Linked DNA regions of Homo sapiens: region 1 is linked to region 2. The links are chromatin contacts, found by Hi-C or POLR2A ChIA-PET in ENCODE. All regions are on one chromosome and are shown on one strand. Each heading gives the region's core, a stretch centred on a gene start or an enhancer-like site at or near the end of the contact. The rest is flanking DNA. Distances are from core to core; before and after follow the strand shown. Region 1 has its middle 20 kb from the start of LAMC1. Region 2 has its middle 9.5 kb from the start of SHCBP1L.

The links. A loop is a pair of places that touch in the nucleus more often than their neighbours do. ChIA-PET counts read pairs that join two places held with the same protein, here RNA polymerase II (POLR2A). Pooled maps may share reads with other maps.
Region 1: a loop to region 2 is called in a map of heart left ventricle, with 2.1 times the contacts of the local background. The contact joins two enhancer-like sites. A Hi-C loop is called at or near these places in 10 of 168 maps with a recorded cell type or tissue (Calu3, ascending aorta, esophagus muscularis mucosa and 6 more), 1 of 37 single-sample maps with no recorded cell type and 4 of 50 pooled maps. POLR2A ChIA-PET finds 5 or more read pairs at or near these places in 4 of 52 experiments (AG04450, H1, MCF 10A and 1 more).

The regions. Positions count from the first base shown.
Region 1 is chr1:183,001,935-183,004,716 of GRCh38, reverse strand. No RefSeq gene overlaps it. Among named protein-coding and RNA genes, the nearest start is that of LAMC1, 20 kb to the left of the region's middle. Within about 2 kb of position 1,307, at least 3 of the 41 ENCODE cell types and tissues checked have a DNase peak (open chromatin) inside an H3K27ac peak, as active enhancers do; they include heart right ventricle, where a contact is called at or near this core.
Region 2 is chr1:182,961,305-182,964,004 of GRCh38, reverse strand. No RefSeq gene overlaps it. Among named protein-coding and RNA genes, the nearest start is that of SHCBP1L, 9.5 kb to the right of the region's middle. RefSeq lists an enhancer at 1,137-1,431. Within about 2 kb of position 1,289, at least 7 of the 41 ENCODE cell types and tissues checked have a DNase peak (open chromatin) inside an H3K27ac peak, as active enhancers do; they include heart right ventricle, where a contact is called at or near this core.

The DNA of each region.
Region 1 (2,782 bases), core at 58-2,557, 41 kb before region 2:
AGGCTGGTTAGGGGAGTTTACACTGCGGTAGTGAATAAACCCCAAAGTTCAGTGACTTAACCAACAAAAGTTTATTTCTTGCTTACATGAAGCCTAATGCAGGATCAGAGGACTTCCCAGAGCAGCTCCCTACATGTGGTCTGTTTAGGCCATTTCCATCTTGTGGTTTTACCATCCCATCACAAGACCTTTACACTTGCCAAGAGAAGAGAGAGTTGGAGGGTCATGCACCAACTCTTAGGTGTTTTGGATCAGAAGTGGCGCATCTCACTTCCACTCACAGCCCTTTGACCAGAAGAAGTCACATGGCCTTACCGCACTGGAAAGGAGCTGGCAAATGTGCAGCATCAAAAGACTCTATTCAATGAGGAGCAAGAATCTCTGCCACAAATATGAAATGGGAGTAGTTAATTATTTGAGGAGTCAAGACATCTTTCAGAGAGAGAGGCCACATTTGTGCTGGGAGTAAAGGAAGCCTTAGGATTGGTCATGTAATGAAGGCAGAGGAAGGACTGCAAGTTAAAGGAACATCACATACAAAAACACTGAAATATGTAAGAGCTGGATATGCTGGAGATGTCTGGGGAATGGTGAGAAGAAACTGACAGAGTAGAGGTTTTCAGGGAAGTAGAAGAAAATAGGTGATTATACAGATTGGGGAGAGCGCAGATATGCTAAAGAGGTTGTATTCTGATCTGTAGATGAGGGTGAGCCATTGGTGGTTTTTAGGCAAATAAATAACTTTATCAGGGGCAGTAAAACCATCTAGGAGATGGTCATATAGTCCAGAGAGGTGAGAGGCTCAACCTTTAGAAGAGGCCATGGAGGTTATAACAGATGTGTTATACATGTAGATATAGTAGATATATAAGTAGATATAATAAATATATCTACTTAGATGACAGAATGGGCGAATGAGTAAAACTAAAACCAGTAGCAAAAGAGGGTGAGGGAGAAGGAGCTGTGGAGAATAAATTTGAGGTTTCTAGCTTGGTCAGTTCAATGGATGGTGAAGCCATTAACAAAGGTAGGGAAAAAAGTCACGGGAACAGACTGAAGAGTAAAAATAACTCTTTCTGCAGCTAGAAATTCAAGCCTTTTGGATCATCCTTTGTTGAAGTTTGTTTACCAAGAACGAATCTATAACTATGTTGTAATAATATTTTTCTTAAAAAAAAATCCTTGCCTACAGAAACACTGGAAGAGTAGACTTTGTTATTAGCTAAAAGCACCTCCCTTCTTTGAGTCTTAGCCCAGTTTCTCTTGCCTACTGGATCCGATGTGCTCGGAGCATGGAAGCATCTGGAGCTGCCACATTTCCTCATTCAAGCCAAAACAAGTTAACTCATCTGTGGCTTATCTAATATCCGCCCTGTAGATCTCATGGGAGGATATAGCCCTTATTACTAAAATAATGTGTAGAAAACAAAAATAGCATAAATAGAAGTTTCTGAACATAATCTTTAGAGTTGACTTTCAAAATAACTTACTTACATAAAGTTAACATAAATTAATGTTTTGTGTTTAAGTGTTGCTTGGTTTTGACAAAGTATCTTTGCTGTATTTTTTGATATTCTTATGTGCATTAATTTAACTTTGAGGAAATCTTTTTCCTTTCTTTTTTTTTGTAAAAAAAAAAACAAAAAACTCCTAGATTCTCTTTTTTCCCCTACTGACTAACTCGTAGTAAGCCACTTGACCTTTTGACAATTAAGCCGTTGATTGTGAAACATGGATAATAATGTTTAACTCTCTTACCAGAGTAGTTTTGGGACTTACTCAATCAAAAGCTCTAAAATACTATAGTGCCCCTAGGTGCAATGTATTCATAGATACTAATTATGAATAATTACTGTCATTTCTTTGAATATAATAATTTATTGAGTCTTTATATTGAGTGGTCCTCTATTATATGCTACGGGCTAAAGATAAAAAGAGAAATAATATATAGTTCCTATCTTTAAGAAATTCTCCATTTTAGTAGAAAAGAGAAGCAGTAAGATCAAAAGGTGAAAATACAGAAGCACGATTCCACAATGAATTGTCAAGTGAATCACTAGAGAAAAAAAAAGTGAAAGAGAGAAAGAAAAAAATAAACAGAAAGCTTACCTGAGCTAGCTGTTCTAAAAAACTTCAAGACTCTTGGTTGACTCTTTTCACAACTGGTTAAGTTTTAGTAATTTCCTCAGCATTCCCTTGATGGCAAGTTGTTTGAGGCAAGGCATGTTTTTCAACTTAATATCTTATTTATCACAAGGAAGTAGTTAAGAGAGTTGGTCTTGGATCCAGACTACCTGTATTTAATTACTGGTGTGTGACCTTGAGCAAGCTTCTTAGTCACTATTAATGCCTCCATTCTTTCATTTGTAAAATGGGAATACAGGTAATAACAGCAACACCTCATAGAGTGATTGAGGACTAACCAAGTTGTACATGCAAAGTACTTAAAAGTGATTGGCATTTATTTAGCATTCAGTGTTAGCTATTATTATATATTATTATCTGCCACACCTCTTAGCACAGTGGTTTTTTTGTTTGTTTTGTTTTTGTTTTTGTTTTTCTTGAGACACCGTCTGGCTCACTGCAGCCTTGACTTCCTGGACTGAAGCAATGTTTCCCCACCTAAGCCCCCCAAGTAGCTAGGACCACAGGGTGCATCACCACACTTAGTTCATTTTTAAAATTTTGTGTAGAGACAGGTCTCACTGTGTTGCCCAGGCTGGTCTTGATCTCCTGGGCTCAAGCCATCCTCCTGCTTCAGCCTCCCAAAGTGCTGGGATTA
Region 2 (2,700 bases), core at 40-2,539:
CTACAACTGGTACAGTTTGGTGTCTGTATGTTCTTCCATCCTTTTTCTATGCTTGAATATATGTCCAAATACAAACGTGTAATTGAAAAGAAACACAAATGGAATCATATGATACGTATTATTCTGAGAATTGCTTCTCTCCCTCCCCTTCTCTACAGTATACCTTTGGGGCCTTTTCTGAGTCAGGGCACCTAGATTGACTTCATTTTGACAATATGAATACATCATTGGTTATTTAACGATTCCACTAGTGCTAGACATGGGCTGTTTCCAGTTTTACACCACTATAAACAATGCTACAATAAATATCCTCGTATTGCATAGCATAGTGGTTAAGAGCAGGGGCGTTGGGATCCATGCATTCGAATCCTGGCTCCACCTCTTCACAGCTGTTACTTAACCTGTCCCTGCCTCAGCTTCCTCATCAATAAAATGGGGATCGCCAGGCTGTTTTTAGAGATAAATTAGTCAACGTATGTAAAGTTCTTGAACTGCACCTACCACAGTAAGTGCTAAATGCTATTATCATTATTATTAAAACTACTATAAATAAAATTTTTGTGTGCATGTGCAGCATTTCGGGGGAACTTATATCTAGAGATGGAATTGCTGGGTTGAAATTATGCACACTTAAAATTTTGAAAGTTTTTTTTTTTTAACAAGATGCCTTCCAATAAGATTTTAACTATTTCTATTTCCATCAACAGTGGTTGAGAGTGTCTGTTGTCTTCTGCCGTTGATACCCCAGTTATTATACATTTTAAGTGTCTGCTCCATTATTAGATATTTATACACTGTTCAAATTGTAGGCTAATTAGCTGATGTTATTCTTAGTGTCTTTTCCTATCAAAATTGAAACCTAAGACTTCTGATAGTTAAGACAAGTTTGGGCCATTGGCTTTTCACCAGGGTAGCTTTAGTCGGAAGTTTTAGGTTGTGTCTTGTCCATACCCAGTACTGCCTCTCCTTAGTGGAGTTCATGTGCCCTTAAACATGTATGGTGATTCTTTCTTTTTTGTGTGGTTTATGTAAAATGAAATTAAAATCATTGTTTACCTCCCAAAGAGCTGAAAACAAAAGCAGAACACAAAACAAGTATCAAGGGGTTAGTACACATTATGAAATGTTGAAGATTTAGCAGAACATCACGTCTGAGGTGAAAGAAGTGTTATATGTTACGGAAATGTGTCCGAGCTTGCCCTTTAGCAAAGTGCTGTGCTGTTGTCTTCTGAGTCAGGACTTAAAGCTATGCCTGGCTGAATGCTTCAGGCTCCACCCAGCCCTTTGGGATTGCGGGGGGGCCCTTCAATAGCCCGAAAGCTCTCTAGTGCTCTCCTCTGGTCAAAATAAGGAGGTACAGGCTTCAAAGAACTGTTGTGTTTCTTACTGCCATTGAGTATTTGTTTCCAAAGTGTTTGTTTGTTTGTTTGTTTAGTTTTTTTGTGGTTTACAAAGTTAATGTCAAAGAGTTGAGGAGGAAAAAAATTAGTGTTCTAAGAGAGAAAAATTATTTGTGAATAAATGGCCGAATGAAGTGTTCATTAATACTTATTTTTTCAATTGAGGAAAACAAAAGGAAAAAGAAATACAATTACATTTCACAGCATCCTGGTGTGCACCTCCAAAATAATACAAACCAAATCTCCACCATACAAAACTTCCAAAATACCTAAATCCCCAGTGTACTTATTTAGTGTTTTCTGACTGATGTGAGCCTTATTTATTCTTACATAGGGAAATATGAAAATAATGTGTTAGTATTAAAGACTTCCTAAAACTGTGTTACTACTAATTTATCTATGTTCTTTATAACTGAACTGTACCCTGGGAATGACTTGGTGATGGAAAAAACTTTCCTTATTTTGCAGCTGTCAAAGTCCAAGATTTTCCTTTTGACCTCCTTCAGATCTTTACTCAAACATCATCTTACGGGTGAGACCTTCCCTCTCTGCTCTGTACAAAAATTATATCCCGGGCCTACTCTCCAAAATGTCCTCATCCCTGCTCTGCCCTATCCATCTCCATATTTTTATCATTCTCCATAGCACCTAACTGTCACATAATGTGCCATAAATTTTATTTCTAAAAATTGAGATATAATTCACATACCATACGGTTCACCCATTTAAGCATACAATTCAATGGTTTCAGTTCTCAGAGTTGGGCAGTCATCATCACAATCAATTATAGTACATTCTCATCACCCCAGAAAGAAATCCTGGGCCCATTAGCAGTCAGCTCCCATTCCTTTTCAAACTCTGCCCCTCTTCCCTGGCAACCCCCAACCCCCAGCCCTAGGCAACCACTAATGTACTTTCTGTCTCTATTGATTTGCCTATTCTGGACATTTTATATAAATGGGATCATATGTTATATGGGTTTCTGTGACCTCATTTTCTGTCATTTAGCATGTTTTCAAGGTTCATCCATGTTGTAGTATGTATCAGCAGTACTTTATTCCTTTTTAAATAGCCAAATAGTATTCTACTGTATGGCTATACCACATTTTATTTATCTGTTTATCAGTTGATTGACATTTAAGTTCTTTCCACTTTATAGCTATTATAAATAATTCTGCTATGGATGTGAATGTACAAGTTTTGGGGTAGATATGTGTTTTTATTTTCTTGACAATTTTACGTAAAAAATCATGTTTATTGTCTGTCTTCAGCACCAGCACCAAATACCATGCCAGCACAG